Linked DNA regions of Mus musculus: region 1 is linked to region 2. Evidence: chromatin loops called from intact Hi-C (ENCODE). Cell type or tissue: heart. All regions are shown on one strand. Links, peaks and the distances in the headings refer to the core of each region. The heading gives the core; the rest is flanking DNA. Region 1 has its middle 61 kb from the start of Gm40038. Region 2 has its middle 72 kb from the start of 1700052H01Rik.

What was found. A loop is a pair of places that touch in the nucleus more often than their neighbours do. Peaks named below come from ENCODE experiments on the same cell type or tissue, not always from the same donor. Only the 100,000 strongest peaks of a DNase experiment are listed, where the experiment ranks them.
Region 1: it touches region 2 in a loop (2.0-fold over the local background); 4 of 42 quality-filtered maps call a loop at or near these places.

Annotation. Positions count from the first base shown.
Region 1 is chr3:41,229,773-41,239,188 of GRCm38, reverse strand. No RefSeq gene overlaps it. Among named protein-coding and RNA genes, the nearest start is that of Gm40038, 61 kb to the right of the region's middle. In heart, for the core only: no CTCF peak of the experiment used is centred there; a DNase peak (open chromatin) is centred at 3,978.
Region 2 is chr3:41,279,269-41,288,684 of GRCm38, reverse strand. No RefSeq gene overlaps it. Among named protein-coding and RNA genes, the nearest start is that of 1700052H01Rik, 72 kb to the left of the region's middle. In heart, for the core only: no CTCF peak of the experiment used is centred there; a DNase peak (open chromatin) is centred at 3,594.

The DNA.
Region 1 (9,416 bases), core at 2,566-5,065, 50 kb after region 2:
TGCACTGGGGGGGGGGGGGGGTAAGGAGAGAGAGACAGTGAGTGAGACTCTAGAATCTAGGCCCAGGCCAGCAGAGCCCAAGCAAGGGGCAAGGAGAGGGTGGGCAGGATTTAGGGGACACAGCATATAATCAAAGACAAAAGGCTCAGAAAGTGTGACTTGCCCGTGGCCATTTGATAATGCCTGGATGAATGCAAGGAAGGACATGAGAACACAGGCACACCAAAGAATGGCCAATATAAAGGTCGTATGAGGCAGAAACACACCAGCATTGACACCACACTGAACCTGGGTTTCCAGGATGACTACTGAATTAACAAGCCGTGTTCCTTTCCCTGGTGATCCAGCCTTGAGTTTGGGATCCTCCTGCCCCAGCCTCCCAAGCTGGACTCTGATTTAGTGAAAGCTACCCTGGAGGGCAACTCCCAAATCCACAGGGCAGGCTGGTTTGTGTTACGATAGCAGTCTACATTGCACACCAGGCCATTGCAGGACAGCTGTTTCTCCCCCCCACCCCCACCCCAAGCCTGCGCTACAGCTCACCTCCCTGCAACCACTTCTCCACAAACTGCCCACCATGTCCTGCAGAGCTGGTGACGAGAGCTCCGCTGTCCTCTCTCACTTTATAGTCCTCTCAGCACAAATAACTGCTGATGTTCCCCTCAGGCAGCAGCACGTAGCTGTCCTTGAATAACAGGTAGGAAAAAACACCTGCCTCGGAACCGCACGGCATGGCAGCTACCGACAGCTCATCGCCCTGACATTTTCATTAGAAGCGGTGACACAATTCTCTTCCCAAAGCCGTGTTAGTAATTTACACCACTTTGCTCACAGGGGATTAATGGGACTTATATGTAAGAGCCTCGGCCCTGGGTCCTGCACAAGTTTCCATCCTGGTCTGGGTGACTCGTGGGTTTCAGCCATGTCAGCGTCACATAAGTCACAGAGGAATCAACCAGCCCATACACCCCAACATGTGTGTGCCTGCCAGGATCCACAGGGGGCACTTTATAGAGTATATAAATGGACTTTAATATCGCAGGGTACCTTTTGGGATGCATATCTAATTTGCTAGGCCATGAAGAGCTGACTAACCACTCCATGCTTCTTTAAAGGCTCTGTGCCTGCTGCCCTGGGACACAGGGGCTTCCACTGCCCCCCCCCCTTCCCTGACAGCCACAGAGACTCAGTTTGAAGTTCTTCTTCAGCTCTTCAAAAGCCACGGGAGATTTGTGCTGTTCTGGACTTTTGTCTTCTTCACTGAAGTAACTGTTTTTCTCTGTGTGGCTTTTTCCTGGAGAGACATGAACAAATGTCTATTATTTTCCAAGGTCAAAAATATTCTTCAGTGATGTGCATGTCTTTCCCTTTGTACAGGTGGCTATTGGCTCAGATGCATGGCTCTGTGTTTGCTTTTTTTCAAAGGTTCATTTATATATGCATGTGTGTATTTTTACCACACCTGTGCTCTGTGTGTGTGTGTGAGTGTGTGTGTGTGTGTGTGTGAGTGTGTGTGAGTGTGTGTGTGAGTGTGTGTATGTGTGTGTGTGAGTGTGTGTGTGTGAGTGTGTGTGTGTGAGTGTGTGTGTGTGTGTGAGTGTGTATGTGTGTGAGTGTGTGTGTGTGTGTGTGTGTGTGTGTGTGTGTGTGCTTGTAGAGGGCAGAGAGGCTTTGGGATCCCCAGGAGCTGGAGTTACAGGTAGTTGTGAGATGCCAGATATGGATGCTGGGGACTCCACAACATTTGCTAACATTATATATTATAGACACATATCACCACACCCAGATCAGACTACAGTCTTAGTCAAACACATGATCTGACTTTTATCCCAATGCCAGACCTTATCTACCTTTTATATTACGGTAATTTGTTTCTTTAAAATTTATTAATTCTGCAATTTAATTTCTATCTCTCTCTGTCTTTTTTTTTCTTCTTAATACTGAGAATTGAACTCAGGACTTTGTATATGATGAGCATGTGCTCTGTCACTAGATACAACCCCACCCCTTACTTCCACTTGAACACCACACACACACACACACACACATACACACACACACAGACACACATGCACACAGATGCACATACACATAGGCACATAGAGAGAAACACACAGAGAAACATACTCACATGTGCACACACACACAGATAAATGCACTCAAACACACACACACAAACACACACAGAGAGATAAATGCACACAAACACACACACACAAGCACAGAGAATCTAAAGTTCTAAAACTTAAGCAAGCCCCTAAAGCTCATTAGCTCCCTGTTTTTACGAGGGTACATTATGGACTCACAAAAATTATAACAAAATATTTTCAAAAAGAGGAACTCAATATTGACCATATATATAAAAGATTCTAATCTTCTGCCTTCCATATAAAGTTAATGTCAGAAAGACCTTCCCTCTCCTCTGCGATTTCTTCCTATCTCTAGCTCTCCCTCTCCCAAAGAATCTCTGCCCCTCCGTCTCAAGCAACATAAGCAGACACAGATGTCATGGTGGCTCAGTTTTTCCTCAGAGTTGCTCTGCTCTAAGTGTGGCTCTCAGACTGAATGATACGGAGCTCTGAGGGCTTAAACCTGCTCAGAAAGCCCAAGGGAAAAGCCAGAAGGAGAAACAGTTCTCGGTACCTTTAGAGTTAAAGAAAGACAGACAACTGACGGTTCTTATAGACCCCTTTCTCCATGCTTTCCCAGAACCAATTCTGTTTGGATTTTGCTCTTGTTTTTGTTTTGTTTTGTTTCAAACACAGAACCAGCCACAAAATAGCCAAAGCCTGTGGCACAAAGACAAGTAGAGCTGAGAACATGGTTCAGCTGATCAAGAGCTTGCTCTACAAGGATGAGTTTGGATCCCCAGAACCCATATATAGGCAAGACAGCCAGCCACCTGTAATCCCAGCCCATGGGAGACAGAAGGAAATCCCCAGGGCACGCTAGGTAGAAAAACTAGTCAAAATGGCAAGCTTTGTGTTCAGAAAGAACTTTTACCTTAATGTTTAAACTGAAGAACAATTAAAGAGGGTGGGCACTCAACATCAGCCACTGGCCCCTACAGGCACACACACAGAGAACCCACACATGCGAGCATGAACATACATACCATGCATATATGCAGAGAGGAGAGGAGATGCATCACCTGCAGAGGTATTGAAGTGACAGTGTTTGCACAGAGGCCAGCAGTAATTAGGACTGACCTTGAAGGTGACCTTGAGAATAGAGGTGAAAACCTAAAGTGAAGCCATAAAAACATAGGCTGGGTGAAATTAATAAGACTATAAGTCTAGATGGATCAGCAAAGGCAGGGACATAAGATGGCACAATACCCTGAGTGCTAACTACATCTGCATGAGTCATCTGGGAGCTTAGCTCTAGTTGAGTTACTCAAATGAGGAAAAGCCTCAGACTTGACTCTGTGTGAGCCTGCTGTGCACATAGTTAAGTCTCATTCCCAGTCAAGGGCTGCAGCAGCTTCACACCAATGTATCAAGCTTCAATTGTTGCATTCATTCGGTCACCTTCTATAGAGCAACTACTCTGCACTGTGCTAAATCGGAGAACAAAAAATGGGCTGAAGGTCTACTGGATGTAACTTTGAGGCAGGACACTTCTCTTCCTATGGAATCCCCTTTGTAGACAGAGCGCCCATGGCATGCTGGAGTGTGCTTGGCTTTGTAGACTCCTGTCAGGTTACTTCTGTTTATCCTTCGATCAGACCTGCAGATATATTGATGTGGGGGTATCTGCATACAGTGCTGAAGTCCTAGGAGCACAGAGCAGAGGTGTTTTTAAAAAGAGTTGTGAACCTGTTGCAAATTCCTGTAGGAGTGCTTGCATTTCAAGTTGTAGGAGCAGGGAGAAGAGCCAGAGGCGGCTAAAGCACAGAAGAAGAGCAAGAGGAGAAAGTTGCATGATCCCGAACCGGAAGGAACTAGCCTCTCAAGACTAGGAACGTGTGGGTGGGGCTTGCGTGGCAGCTGCTGAGTGAAGACTACAAAAGGCATGGTGCAGCCAGGCATGCGTGCTGATAGCTGGCCCAGGACAGAGGGTCAACGGGAAAAGGGTAGAGGATGCCTACAGAGCTGCAGGGGCTCTGTGACCGTACAGAATGGCACGGGACTCCTGGGTAGGAGAGGGAGAGTTGGCTTTGGGGCTAAGGATGAAGATCTTTCTTCTAGAGAGAAAAGCTGGCTGACCTGGGGTCAGGAGGCTATGGGAGCCAATAAGGTTCTACAGTCACACAATGACGTGCTTGAACCTTGCTCTGATGCTTACCATCTATGACAGCAAGTCCTTGGAGCCTTCCTTTCTTTATCTACCAAGTTTCTTTCTTAGAAGATGCAAAAGGATATTCTGTGGAAAGTATGTGCAACCTCGCTCCCTTTGCCTTAGCAATCCTACATTCGATACCCCTGCCTTTGCTTATTGCAGGTCCCTATAACATACTCTTTAAGGGAGCCTGAAGGGGGCTACCACACTGAGCTCTAGGCTTCATTTAAGCATCTATTGGTCCCAAACTGCTCCCATGGAGATCCTAAATCAATCAAGGCAGGGCTAAGGAGAAGCATCAGCTTGCTGGTTCTCTGCAGTAGACTTTCCGTTTCAAGTAGGGCACCCCCAGCATAACTGCAGTCACACCTAGGACCTAGACTGGGAATAGCTAGTGTCCTGAATCAGGCTATTCTGCTTCCTCCCTCCCCTCCCTGACAAGCTTCAGAGGAAACGCCACTGGGGGAGGTTCTCTGTCTTTGAGCTGAGCTTGCTTCTGCCAGGCCACACCCCTAATTGTCCTGACCAGTCCCTGCTGTGTGCCAGTCCAAGCATAGGATCGCATGGACCCTGGTGCCCAGAAGGGGTGCAGTGCTGTGGGGGCTCTACTCCCCTACCGAGTACCACGCTTGTGACTTGGGGCACTTCTGACTTGGGGCAGCCCTGCTTCCATCTTTAACCTGGGTGCGACCCAGGCGTTTGAAGACTCAGTGCTATGGTGGGATGGTGAGTGTCGCGGAGTTACCACTGGTCCACAGCAGAGGGACAGAGGACTCATTTGCAATGTCTGCCGAGTTTTCAGTGTCAACCTTCCTGCCACTGCCCATTTCAATCTGCCAACATGACACAGGTCAGCTTGAAAAATAACTCAAAATGCAGCAGCCCACCCAGCAAACCACACAACCAATCACCTGGAAGCTTGCAGAGTAGTTTATAAAGCAACTTCAAAGTTCATGACACTTAATAGAGCCCTTGTGTGCCCTACCTGTTTGTAAAGACAGCATCCTACCTCACCTGCACTAGAACACAACAAATGCCAAGGACTCCCAGTCTCACTTGGAGATGGCCGCTGCTCCCATGTGCTCTGAGAGAATGGCATTGGATGGCATCTTGGCATTTTGAAGGAAACAGATACACCCTGACGGGTGAAATCTCAGAGATGCTCGCTGAACAAAAACACTGTCACCGAGTAAGCAAATAGTGACAAGCTTATAAGATGCTGCTGGCAAATCTGGGGCTGTCGGTGCTGAGCAGTTGAGCTGGGCTTGGTGGGAGCGGCTGGTTAGCCATTTGTCAGGCAAAGTCAGAACAGCCCTCCAGCTATAGCACAGAAGGCAGGGCGAAGCTCGTCAGCATTTTCCTTATGACTCTTAATTAGCAAGCAGAAAAGGAGGGAAGACGTTCTCAGCTTGGGGTACACAGACTTGCCCAGACACTGTCTTTGTTGAGAGCACTCAAGTCCCCACAGCTGAGAGCCAACTATGGGAGCTGCATTTTATCAACAGCAACAGGAAGCTTCATTCTGGGGATGAGTGTGTTTACCTTAACTTTGCCGGTGTTGGTTCAGAGAGGCAAGCTGGCTCTTCCAAGGTAGCACGACTGGACTTGAACCACTGTTCAGACCTTAAAGCCAAGGCCTTCAATCAGTCCATTGCTGATGCCTAGCTGGGGAATCATAATGATGGGCCACTGGCTTGGGTTAGAGGGACATTTCCTTGCCAATGTCCTTATACTTAAGAGTGAGTTTCCAGGGCCTGGGGAGAAGGTTTACTGGATAAAGGGCTGGCTGTGCAGCCACGAGGGTCTGAGTTTGGATCTCCAGCACCCATGTAAAGTAACCTTAGCATGCAGTATTCCTGGGATTCACAGATGAGCCTGTCTGATCAAACTCAAGAGCTACAGACTCAGTAAAAGACCCTGTCCTCAAAAGTAAGATGGAGAGCAACAGAAGACACCCAACACTGACCTCTGTCATGCACCCACCTGCACACATCTGCTTCCTGTGGGTGTTTTTAGGAGAGCTGTGGAGCCAGTGAGGAAAACAGGACTAGATTAGGTATGGTGGGTGGTTCCAGCCTGATTTTCAGAACTTGAGGCCATGCTTTGTGACCAAAGGTCTTGCCAGCCATGGGACAGGGAGTAAAGACTGAATCACCATAGCTGGGCTCTGAAGTGGCACACCGCTCTATAGCAACTGATTCTGTGAGGTTCTGCAAGCGTTAGAAACATGAGCAGGCCCCCACACTAGAAAGACATGTGCCCCCATGTGACAGATGGCATTAGGATGTACTACAACTGGTGACTTTGATCAAGTGGAAAACCTTGACATTTACACAAAAGAATGAGGCCATTTTAATGACATAAATCATCTTTAGGTCGATTTTTGTTTTCAGTCCCTGTGAACCCAAAAGCATAAAGGTCTGTCATTCAAGAAGGGACTGCATAGAGGCAACTTCTGAATCTTCCAAGGAGGTGCAGCAGTTCTGTATATATGTCCACAACCTGATTCTCTTCTTCCCAGGGCTCTACAAACACTTCACTCCTCTACCTTCTTAAGATCAAACTGGCCCATGTCTTAGTTTGGCAAAGGAAATACCAGATGTGATGTGTGTCACTCCTGGAACACAGACCGAGATGGCAAACAATCCACCAATTGGGTCTCAAAGCTGCTCAGCCAAGTAGATGCTCCACGAAGCTTTGGAAGTTGTTGTTATCCCAGTATGACTTCATTTCTCCTCCAGGTAGGGGGAGTCTATTGGAGACGTAACTAAGGGGAGCACAGCATGAGATCAAAGGTTGAACTGTCCTGGCCTCTTCCGAGCCCACAGGCAAATGTCTTGAAGGGTTCTTCCTGAAGTGGGCATGAGATCAGTGTCATCAGACTGGGCATAATAAATCTATACACTTTCAACTGCTCACTGAGAAGGCTCTAAATCACAGGGAACTATGTGAGAAGTCTCCTGAGCTGACATGAAATTGAGATTCATTAGGTGAACACTGTTTGCACAGTGATCATCCACTTCTCTGAGAGGGCCATGTTCCAAGATCACCCCTGGATGACTGATGCTTCAGATGATAGCAGAGCCTTCAGACTCCTCTATGGGCACAGTCTGATAGCACAGTGGCTACCCCACAGTGGGGCGAACAGATCACTTGGCCTAAATGACTCGTGTTCCCGACAGGATGCAATGGTGATACGAGATTCCACAAAGCCACCCAGAGTGGCGTATAACTTCAAATATAAATTATTCATCTCTAGAACTTCCCATATCCCTGATCGTGGCTGACTGAGAAGCTACTGGGAGTGAAACAATGAGCAAGTGGAAGACCCTTGAGTTAGACATGCCAGGAAGAGAGAAGAGGCTAGAACACTCTATTTCTTTCTATCATAGAACTCATAATCCACCTATTCCATTCAAACTTTCAACTGGAGACAACAGGTAATAAAAATCTTTAGACAATGATCCGTGTAATACTGCAAAGCAACAGGATGGGTGACCAAATTCACTGTCCACAGAAGGTTCTGCAGGTGTACTTGGCGACTTTTGTCACCTCTGAAGACCTAACCACAATCTGTGCTCATGTCACAGACCATATGTTCCTGTTGGCATCTATGGCTGACACTGGCTCTGAATGAAGGAATAGAGGCGGGGTGTTCAGATTCTCAAGACAAGTAGCTGAGGAGAAGAGAGCACTTCCCAGTCCTGGGGTGCAAGTGGAAAAGACCAAACACTAACACTCTGTCTGTGGGGCCTGCCTTGCTTTGCCAGAGTCCCTCGGCATGACAAGGAGATGCCTGGAGGAAAGCAGAGCAGGGCCATGAGGCCATAGCATCTCTCTGGCCTGTGTCTACCATGAACTGTGTGCCCCTGCTCCAGATGGCTTGGCTCTACCAGCCAGGGCTGTGGCCAACTCACTGGGCAACAACCAATGCACTGATTGCCATATTCACCATGGGCACCGAGCAGTAGTATTCGACCTGTCTCTTAAACAAAGTATTAAGTGTCACTGAGGAAGATTTGCTTATTACACAGAGACTGGTATCTAATCTCTCCCAACCCAAACAAACACATGTTGTGCAAAGTTACATGCCACCACAGTTAAAACAGAGGTTCTGCACTTCAGCTGTCTGGAATCATTGAAGACTAGATGATTGTGGATGACTGAATTTCCACAAACATGGAGAGTTAAGAGTTCAAGCCTCAGGCCAGGCAGTGGTGGCACATGCCTTTAATCCCAGCACTTGGGAGGCAGAGGCAGGAGTATTCCTGAGTTCGAGGCCAGCGTGGTCTACAAAGTGAGTTCCAGGACAGCCAGGGCTACACAGAGAAACCCTGTCTCAAAAAACCAAAAAAGGAAAAAAAAAAAAAAGTTCAACCCTCTGGGCTGTGCAAAGGTGGTTCAGTGACTAAGAATAGTTGCTGCTCTTGCAGAGGACCAACATTTGGGTCCCAGCATCCACGCAGCAGCTTACAAATACCTGTAACTCCAGTTACAGGGTATCCAATACCCTCTTCTAGCCTCCAAGAGCACATTGATACATGTAATGCACATACAAACAAGCAGGCACACACAGATAGATAGATAGATAGATAGATAGATAGATAGATAGATAGATAGATAGATAGATAGATAGAGATGATAGATAGATAGATAGATAGATAGATAGATAGATAGATAGATAGATAGATAGATAGATAGATAGATAGATATAGATGATAGATAGATAGATAGATAGATAGATAGATAGATAGATAGATAGATAGATAGATAGATAGATAGATAGATGGATGGATGGATGGATGGATGGATGGATGGATGGATGGATGGATGGATAGATAGATAGATAGATAGATAGATAGATAGATAGATAGATAGATAGATAGACAGACAGATATTTAAAGAGTTCAACTGTCCTCAAGTCTGAGAAACCCGTCAGAGAATGATAGCAGGGTGCCCACCATTGCTGAGCCTGGGAGAACATTATCACTCTCAGTAATTTGCCAGTGTCTTCAACATTCCTCCTGAGAAGAAGGGCAGCTCTTTCTGAAGGTGATGATGCTTGGGCAGCATTCCTCTGGTGGCCTGGCTCCAAAGCTCTCTACAGACAGATGTGTAGTGTGCCAGTTCATTCT
Region 2 (9,416 bases), core at 2,288-4,787:
TATGTATGTACACGATGTATTTGGTTCTCTCTCCCTCTACCCTGACCAGCAACTGGCAGAGACTAGGAATAAGAATTAAATGGAAGTGATGGTGACCCAGAGAAGACGAGGAGAACATGGAGCAGAGGAGCCAGAACTGACCGTATGAGCCTAGTTCTTCTGTACTGTAAGAAGGTAGCTAAAGCCAGTGGAAGTCAATATTCAATACAAGTTTAAATAAGCCCACAACACCAAAGCAAAGCCTACATTATCAAGCTTCTAACTTTCAATGATTTGGGGGAACATTTATCAAGCATCCACTAAGCCCTGTCTAGATACTAGGCACATCCCAATGAACAAAACAAAGCCCATACCATCATAAAGCTTCCATTCTTACATGACTCAACCTAAGCACTGGACTCTTGGAGGACAGCCAACCTTCACAAGACAAGGCAAGATTCCCCATGACACCAAGGACTCCAGTCATAATCCACAATATATCGGCATCCACTTTCTCCATTTCAGCAGTGAAGAATGTCTGCTGCTTCTGCTGAGGAGCAGAGTTCAGTTCCCGGAACCCACGTCAGGTAGCCACAGCTGCCTGTAACTCCAGCGCCAAGGGGATCTGACACCTCAGGCCTCTGCAGGAGCTGCATTTATTTACACACACACACACACACACACACACACACACACACACACACCACTTTAAAATAATAGAAAGAAATCATTTTTAAAAAATTCTTAGCTTCTTGATAACCCCAAATAGTTCAATGTTGATGCAAGAACAAAGGGTCCTGTTTCTTCCACTCTAAAACTACGAAGCCAGACCCAAACTCCTCAGGCACTGTGTTCCCTGTCTTGTCTGTCTTGCCCCTCTGCATGGAAATCAAAGAGGAGGCAAGAGGTCTATTGCTCTGTATATCCAACCACAGCACGGCAGGTGCTGAAGTCGAAACCAGAACCTTAAACATCTGGGAAAGCCTTGCTCTCCCAGAGGCTGCATCTTTGAACATGGGCTTACTCGTTGCATCTGATACGTTACCAGGAATTGCCAGTTTTCTCTGATATCAGCCTGCTTTTTGCTACTCCCCTTTCATCAGTACACTTCAACAGCCAGAAGCAGCAAGCTTCACCATGCCGCCAAGCCTCTGTACATGCTCTCCCCTCACATCACAGTTGCTTCACACACCTATGGATCCCAAATAGGACTTAAAATTCTTCCTGGTTTAGGTTCTTTGATTGTGCTAATGGCCCCAGCACATCGCTTTTCGCCAAGTACCTTGGCATGTCTTCTGCTCCACCCAATTCTGTCTCCAGCTTGTCACCTTGCTTTGGCTGTGGGTTATTAACAGATAGAATTGAACAGGAGCTTCTAATGCTGCTTGCACAATGCTGCTTGCACATGTGTGCCTCTGCCATGACAAGAACATTTGCGGGCTAGCCTGATGATGGAGTTGGAAGCAGAGGTCACTGATCACAGACATTCCAGCCAAGCCTATGCTAGGTCAGCTAACGGTGAACCAGTCCACAGTCCTGAGTGTGTACCCTGTCAGAATGAACAGAGCTGCCTGGCTAACTCACAGCCCAAAGCAGCTACACCCATCCCTGCGTAGACTCAGAACAAGGGTTCAAGCTAGGCTGGACATGGTGACACAAACCTGTAATCTGAGCACTTAAGAGATGTTGTCAAGAGAATTGCTGAGAATTCAAAGCCAGCATAAGCTACATAGCAAGACCTCGACCCCAAAACAATAAAGAAACAACGCAAACTTAGAAAAGGGCTAACAGGATAGCCCAACAAGTGAGCAGGGTATGTGCTGTTAAACCTGTCAACTTGGGTTTAATCCCCAGAGTCCATAAGGTGGACTCTGACTTCCATACAGTCACCATGTACACAAACAACCACAAACCAAATAAATGTATTAATTAAAAAAAAACATAAAAATATAGTATTTCATAATACATGAACCCAAGCAATGTTCAAATTCTGCTATCCATATATATTGTTTTACTGAAACATAGACATGTTTATTTATTTATATAATGTCTGGGGAGTCTTTTGTGCTTCAGAGAAAGAGTCTGGAGAGGACCTGAGATGACTTCGTGAGTGACTGAATGGTTACTTGTTTTAGCCACTGACAATCGGTGACAATTAGTGACACAGCATTCCTGTAGGGAAATTCGCTGACACTTCTCATTTGAGAGCTCAATTCCCCTGGAGAAAGTATTGGGGGAGCATCCGGAATGAGGTCAGGCCGAAGCTAGCCTGCTCTACTTCTCCACTCCAGGCATGGGCCTTGAGCTGGGTCAGTGGCTGGGCCACAGGCTGGAATGGCAGACACTGGTACGCCAATAGTATTGTATCCTTTGGTAGTTCCCATGTGGAGAGCAGACAACATGAGCTGCTCTGCTACAGCGACTCTGTAACACCTATTTTTGATGAGTTTCATCCACCCCCAAATGCGTACTCAGAGGCCAGTTTGCATTGGAGCAGAGATAGAAAAAGGGCTTCTGAAAGATAAAACCCAGACAGTATTTACCTAGATTAATTTGGTTATGTTTACACAGCGAGGCTAAAATTTAATTCCCACCCTGGAGTCTACTGGTAGAAACGCAGCAGGATCATGGTATCAGTTAATAAAGAAAAAAATAAGCTACGTTTTCTTATCACCTGTGAATATGCTGAGAGTCAATTTTGCAAATGTGATAAGAACTTTTATAGAAAGAATAAATGGGGGCCTGGGGAGGTGATAGCTCAGTGGTTAAAACACTTACCACACAAATATGATGTGTGGAGTTCAGCTCCCCAGAACCCACATAAATGTCAGGTGGAAGTAGCAGCCAACCTTTAATTCCAGCTCGGGAAGGCAGAAATGGGGTCCCCTGAGCAAGCCGGCTAGGGAGCCTAGCCCTAATGCTGAGTTCTCTGTTTGATTGACAGACCCCTATGCAAAGTATAAAATGGAAGAGTATATGGGAATGACAACTGACCTCAACCCCCACATGCACTTGAACATGCACACGGACACAGGCATACAAACACGCATACATATGCATGCAGAGCACACATGCATAATTGAAATGGATAAGGAAGACAGCATAAACAGATGAATTACCACACAAACAGGAAATTCCCCCACCGCACAGCTGTGCTCTCTTCCCACCATTTTTTTTGGCACTGTGTCCAGCCAAGGTATTAATCCAGAATGAACTCCTCATCTCAAAATGACTTCGAAGGCCAAGGCCAAGAAGCAAGATGTAGAGCCAGGCCCCTCACGCAGGAACTCCTGAACAACCCCCTCTTCCCCTGCTCCCTTGGCTCTGGAGTGCAATAGGTGGTCTCAAAGCCTTGGATAAATGCACACAGAGCACGCTGGCATCCTCTTAGACTGACAAGCTCGCATCTTTCCAGAGATGCTGGCCTTAAATCTGTACTGAAAATCCTCTGAGATCATGTCGAGGCGATGTTTTCCCCGAGCTGGGAGAAGTTCAGACTCTCACATCTGGAATTTGACCTTTGTGCATGTTGTCATTTCACCCACCACAGGAAACCTTTCTGGGCTGGGCTGAAATATGTAAGCGTTCAGCACTGTGGCTGGTAGCAATCCCACCCAGCTGTGTGGAACGGGAAGCAACAGGGCAATTAATATTCTGTGAAGACGTCAGGGACCAGACGAAAGCCGGCCATTTATCATGGCTGACTCATCGTTCGAAGAGCAAACACATCATTGTCTGTGGGCTTCTGCTGACTCACTTGCTAGCTCCGAGAGACGTGCACCTAGATGGAGCTGCGAGCTACCCAGCCTGCTTTTGGAGGACATTGCCCTTTTGAATCAGCCACATTGAGTTCAGTCTCTGGAAAAGTTGCTGTGAATCTTCTACAGAGGATTTTCAAATGCATGATGAATTGTTCCTGAAAGAGAGGACTGGCCTTTCTTGTGTCATTTTATGTAAACGAACCAGGAAAAGCCACATGTGTGAAATATTAAAAGAACCATGGGATGATGGTGGGCTAGAGATGCTTCACAGGCTATGAGTCCTTGCTGCTTTAGCAGAGCACCTGGGGACAGATCCCAGCACCCACAAGGCATCTTACAACCATCTTTAAGTCCAGTTTCAGGGATCTGACCCTCTTTTCTGGCCAAGAATGGTCCCAGGCACGCATGTGGTACATATTCATACATGCAATCAAATTTTCATGCACATAAAACAATACAAATACAAATCTAAAAAAAAAAAAAAAAAAAGGAGCCAAGCCATGGGTGCAGGGACAGAAGCTCAATGAGTACAAGGCTTGCCTTGCATGGTGACTGTCAGCCAGATACAACCTACCTGGAAAAAGACTCAACTAGGAACCATCTAGAACAGGTTGGCCTGTATGCCTGTGTGTGGGAGATAATCTTGATTGCTGTAATTGATGTGTGAAGACTCAATCTGAAAGTGGGCAGCACCATTCCTTGGTTTGAGGTCCGGGATTATAGAAAAGTAGAGAGAGCTAGGTGAGTATTAAGTACACACACACATTAATTTCTCTCTGCTCTTGACTGTGGGTAGGATGTGACCAGTTGGTTTAAGGTCCTGCAGCCTTTATGTCCCTGCTATGATGGATGTAACCTGGACTCTTAAGTTACAATGAGCCCCTCTCTCCTAAACTGCTTTTGGTCAGGGTGTTTTGTCTCAGCCACGGACGTGAAACTAAGGATGCGTTAAGCCTGGTGGCCTGAGCTCCATCTCCCACTGAAGAAGGGGAGGAGAAGGGAGAAGAAGCATGGTGACTTGAGTTCCATTGCCCACCAAAGGTGGGGGGGGGAGAAGGGACAGGAAGCGCAGGCCAGGTGTGGTGGTGGCATGTGTTTAGAATCCCACTCTACGGAGCGGAAGACAGGAATCTCTAGGGCTGGCAATATGGCCAGCAAGACGAGCCTATTCAGAAAGTTCTGGGCCAATGAGAAACCCTGCCTAAAAAAAAAAAAAGAAAACAAAAATGGAATTGGGGCAGCCCCTGAGGAGTAACAACTGTGGTTGGCCTCTCTCTTCTACATGTGCATATGTGCACCTGCATACACGGTAACCAGGGAACTTTTGAGTGAGAAAGGAGGCATGGTCATCATGTTAGGAGTGTTCTCCTATTAGAGAACAAGGGTGTGTGATGGTGGATGAGAGGTTTGAGTCAGGCAACCTGAAGCTATGTCCCATCTCAGCTGCCGGTGGCTAAGGAATAACAGCGGAATGTAGCTATTGAGTGACTGACAGACATAGGCCAATCACTCAGGCTGTCTAAGCTTAGATTTCATTATCTGTAAAATGGGGCATAGTTATGCTCTCCACCTTGCTGAGCTGTCAGGAAAGAGGGATTAAAACAAACGAACTAAAAGGAGAACGCAGAGCTTGGTCTGAAGGGCTCAATAAATAGTAGGTATTACTAAGGCCAGCGAGGCACTCCACTGAAACCTCTATCTTCTCCGCGTGGTTGGCATTGGATTAGTGAGGTGGGGCGAGGGAGATGGAGGAGGAATGGATGCCTGGGGGAATCCTGGGTCCTGAGCATCATGAGGAGCAGTGTCTTTGTGCCCAGAACAAGAAGGACACATCCTGTTGAGGCCTTGGATATTCATTTACAAACAACAGCAGTAAACAACCCTTTGATGGTAAGCCTTTGAAGACTGCTCAGACCTCCCTTTAAGGACCTCGTTTAAGTGTGCACACAAAGCAATACAGTCCAGTTTTTTTTTTTTTTAAATTAAAAGGCTGGCTTATAATGACATACAGAAACTGATACTTACATGGCTCTGTTAAGTGCACTCCTTTTAAACTGCTAATTCTTACTCGGCAGAAAGTGGTCCTTATGTCAAAGTCCTTAAGAGGTCCAACAGCTTGTATAACCAGTGAGCCTCATGGTTAGTTAGCAGCTCTCGGTACTTGGATTCCCAGTGATAAACAAAAGAATTCCGAAGGCCACGATCCATAAACTCTCCATAGAAACATATGGAGCTGCTTAAGGAGGTTGGCTGGGAGCTGTTGTTTTGAAAACAAGTATCCGCAGCCAGAGTCTCTACTGAGTGCTATTTATCGAATGGTTGGAGAAGGGCAAGACCCCACGGATCCTGCAGGGCTGCTTGCCAGAAATCCCAAACATTCTGCAGAGAGCCTTGAAGCCTCCCAGTACTGTGTGCAGAATGCAAGATGCAGTCTGCATGCTTGTATTCATTCTACCCAAGGCATGGGGGCTATGCAGGCAGGAACTCTCTGATACCTCTGACTCTCTCACTTAGAGCTCTCTGCCCACAACCCTCCAGCGAGATTCCATGGACCACTGTCTTTTGTACTTCAGCAATCCATCGGAAATCAAGTTATGTGATAGATAACTCCAACCCAGTCTCCAACTGCTCACATGTTGTAGCTAACTCATCAGGAACGGCTTACTTAGTAAGTGCTTGTCTTTGTTGTTGCAGTAATAAAATCTAATTATAAATTCAGATTAGAGATGAGTAAATTGATTAGGTTCTGGCTCCCCTGCTTATTTTGAACAAGAAGCACAGGTGTGACTAGAACTCAGATCTAATGCTGCTATGACCAGCTCTTTCACAAAAACGTCTTGGAAAACTGTGCTTTGGCTGTTCTCTGATGGCTGGTGCATGGCCCCTAAGATACAGAAGATGGACTTGTTAGCCACCACACTCCAAACCTTGGACATCACAGAAGGCTTGGCTTTTGAGTGCTGTTTAGGGATCAAGAGAGAATTTCCTTATTTTCATATCTCCTTAGTCCCAGAACAACATAAAAGTGCCTTTCTCTAAAAACTAGTTGTTGTTTTTTTTTACCCCATATAGTCAAAATATTATTCAAGATTTTCTGATTTAGTAAAATGGCAGACTAAAGTTGGATACAAATTATAAATGTTTCATAGTTTTTAATGAGATAATTTGTGATTACCAGGGAAACTAAAGCAAAAACCAAGTAATCTACTCCACATTCATTTGTTTATTTATTGATTTATTTCACATAAATTTTATTTTAAAATGTTAATGAATGCAGAAAAATATGAAAATGGTTCATATTAATGAGAGAATATAGGGATGCTTCGCGGCTAATCCTTCAGAAAGAAATGTCTCGAAACAAAGAGGTATTTTAACACAGAACAGCTTCCATGTGTGACTCACGATGACACTCACATTAGCACTGTGGTATGGTGGCAGACACTGTTCTATATGCTCATGTGGACACATGAAGTGAGCATTGCATCCCAGGCACCAGAAACATGGAGCTGAGAACGTTGCATAGAACCTAAGATTCCCCCAGACCTCATGTTAACAGAGTAATCTAGATAACCATTTATCTCTTCATATAGGAAGATGGCAAGGTTAAGGGCATCAAATTATTTGTTGTGACATTTTCATGTGTGCATCATTGTATTTGTACCTCCCACCATCCCCCATCTGTTATCTTCCTTGTGGAAGTTCTTCCTACCTTCAAATCGTCCCCCTCAGCCTTCATGACATATATATTCTATTATGCTCTTGTTCGCTTTTCCTCTCCCATTAGACTTCTTCCCTTTTCTAGACAGACAGATTTCCCCATGTGATAAAGAGCATGCATATTTGTCTGAGTCTAGAGAATTTTCTTGAACATAACAGTGTTTAGAGTTCCATGCATTTTCCCGCAAATGTCTTATTTTATGGTTAGAATTGTATAGAATTCCACTGTGTATATGAACCACATTTTATCTACTCACCTATTGATGGACATCTAGGCTGGCTCGCTTCCTGACTTTTGTGAATACATCAGCTATTAACATAGATGTGCAAATTTCTTTGTTGACTGTTGACTCAGAGTCCTTTGGGCATATCCTGGACAGTTGTATACATGGGTCACATGGTAGTACCATTTTAAGTCTTTTGTGGAACCTCTAGGCTAATGTCCATAGTCACATACTCAGGTAATAAATATACTTAACCAGATGAGGCTTGTGAGAGAGGTAAGCTTGTCTTATGGACAGGGTAGCCAGCCCTTTTCCCCCAGAGTCTCCTGACTTTGCTTTTGGATGAGGCACCAGCTTCCCCTTTGTACCTGAGTGTCATGTGACTATGGCTGTCTTGGCTTTATTCTTTTCTTTCTTTTTTTTTAAATTAGGTATTTTCCTCGTTTACATTTTCAATGCTATCCCAAAGGTCCCCCATACCCACCCCCCCCCAATCCCATACCCACCCACTCCCCCTTTTTGGTCCTGGTGTTCCCCTGTACTGGGGCATATAAAGTTTGCAAGTCCAATGGGCCTCTCTTTGCAGTGATGGCCGACTAGGCCATCTTTTGATACATATGCAGCTAGAGTCAAGAGCTCCGGGGTACTGGTTAGTTCATAATGTTGTTCCACCTATAGGGTTGCAGATCCCTTTAGCTCCTTGGGTAATTTCTCTAGCTCCTCCATTGGGGGCCGTGTGATCCATCCAATAGCTGACTGTGATCATCCACTTCTGTGTTTGCTAGGCCCCGGCATAGTTTCACAAGAGAGAGCTATATCTGGGTCCTTCAATATGTACTCACTGATAAGTGGATATTAGCCCAGAAACTTAGGATACCCAAGATATAAGATACAACTTGCCAAACGCATGAAATTCAAGAAGAACGAAGACCAAAGTGTGGACACTTTACCCTTTCTTAGAAATGAGAACAAAACACCCATGAAAGGAGTTACAGAGACAAAATTTGGAGCTGTGACAAAAGGATGGACCATCTAGTGATTGCCATATGCAGGGATCCATCCCATAATCAGCTTCCAAATGCTGGCTTTATTCTTTTCATCAATCATTTTTATTTCTCTAAACCTTTCAGCTGGCCCACCACTCCATCGTGGGTTCTCTGTCTTTAGGATAGAACCCTATCTTTCCTCATCCTGACACTTGTCCTCCCTTAATTCATAAAGAGGAAGCTTCTAATCCACAGACTTACCTGGAATTCTCTAAACCTCAAATGGAAGAGCTACTTAGTAGATAATAAAGCAAGGGAACTCTCAAGCTGAAGAACAGATGTGGGGATACAATCCAGGAGCCACATAGATGTAATGCAAAACTCAAGTAGCGTAAACATATGACCAAGGACCTGGATTTCTATACCTAGCTGCATTAGCCTACTAACTCCCATGCCTAAGTACCACAAGCTGTGTGGTAAGAACAGGTATGTAGTTTTCCAAGTTCTGGAGCTGTTAGGGTACCATCAAGCTGTCAGCAGGGTTGGTTTCCATTAAGGGTTCACTCTTTGCTTGCCAACAGCCATTTTCTCTCTTCATATCCTTTCCTCCATGCATGTATGTCCCTGGAATCTCTTGCTCTTACAGCGACACAAGCCATATTGGATCAGGGATCACTCTAACTAAAATTAATCATCTCTTTAAGGCCCACTCTCACACAGTAGCATTGAGTGTTATCAGAATTCACATT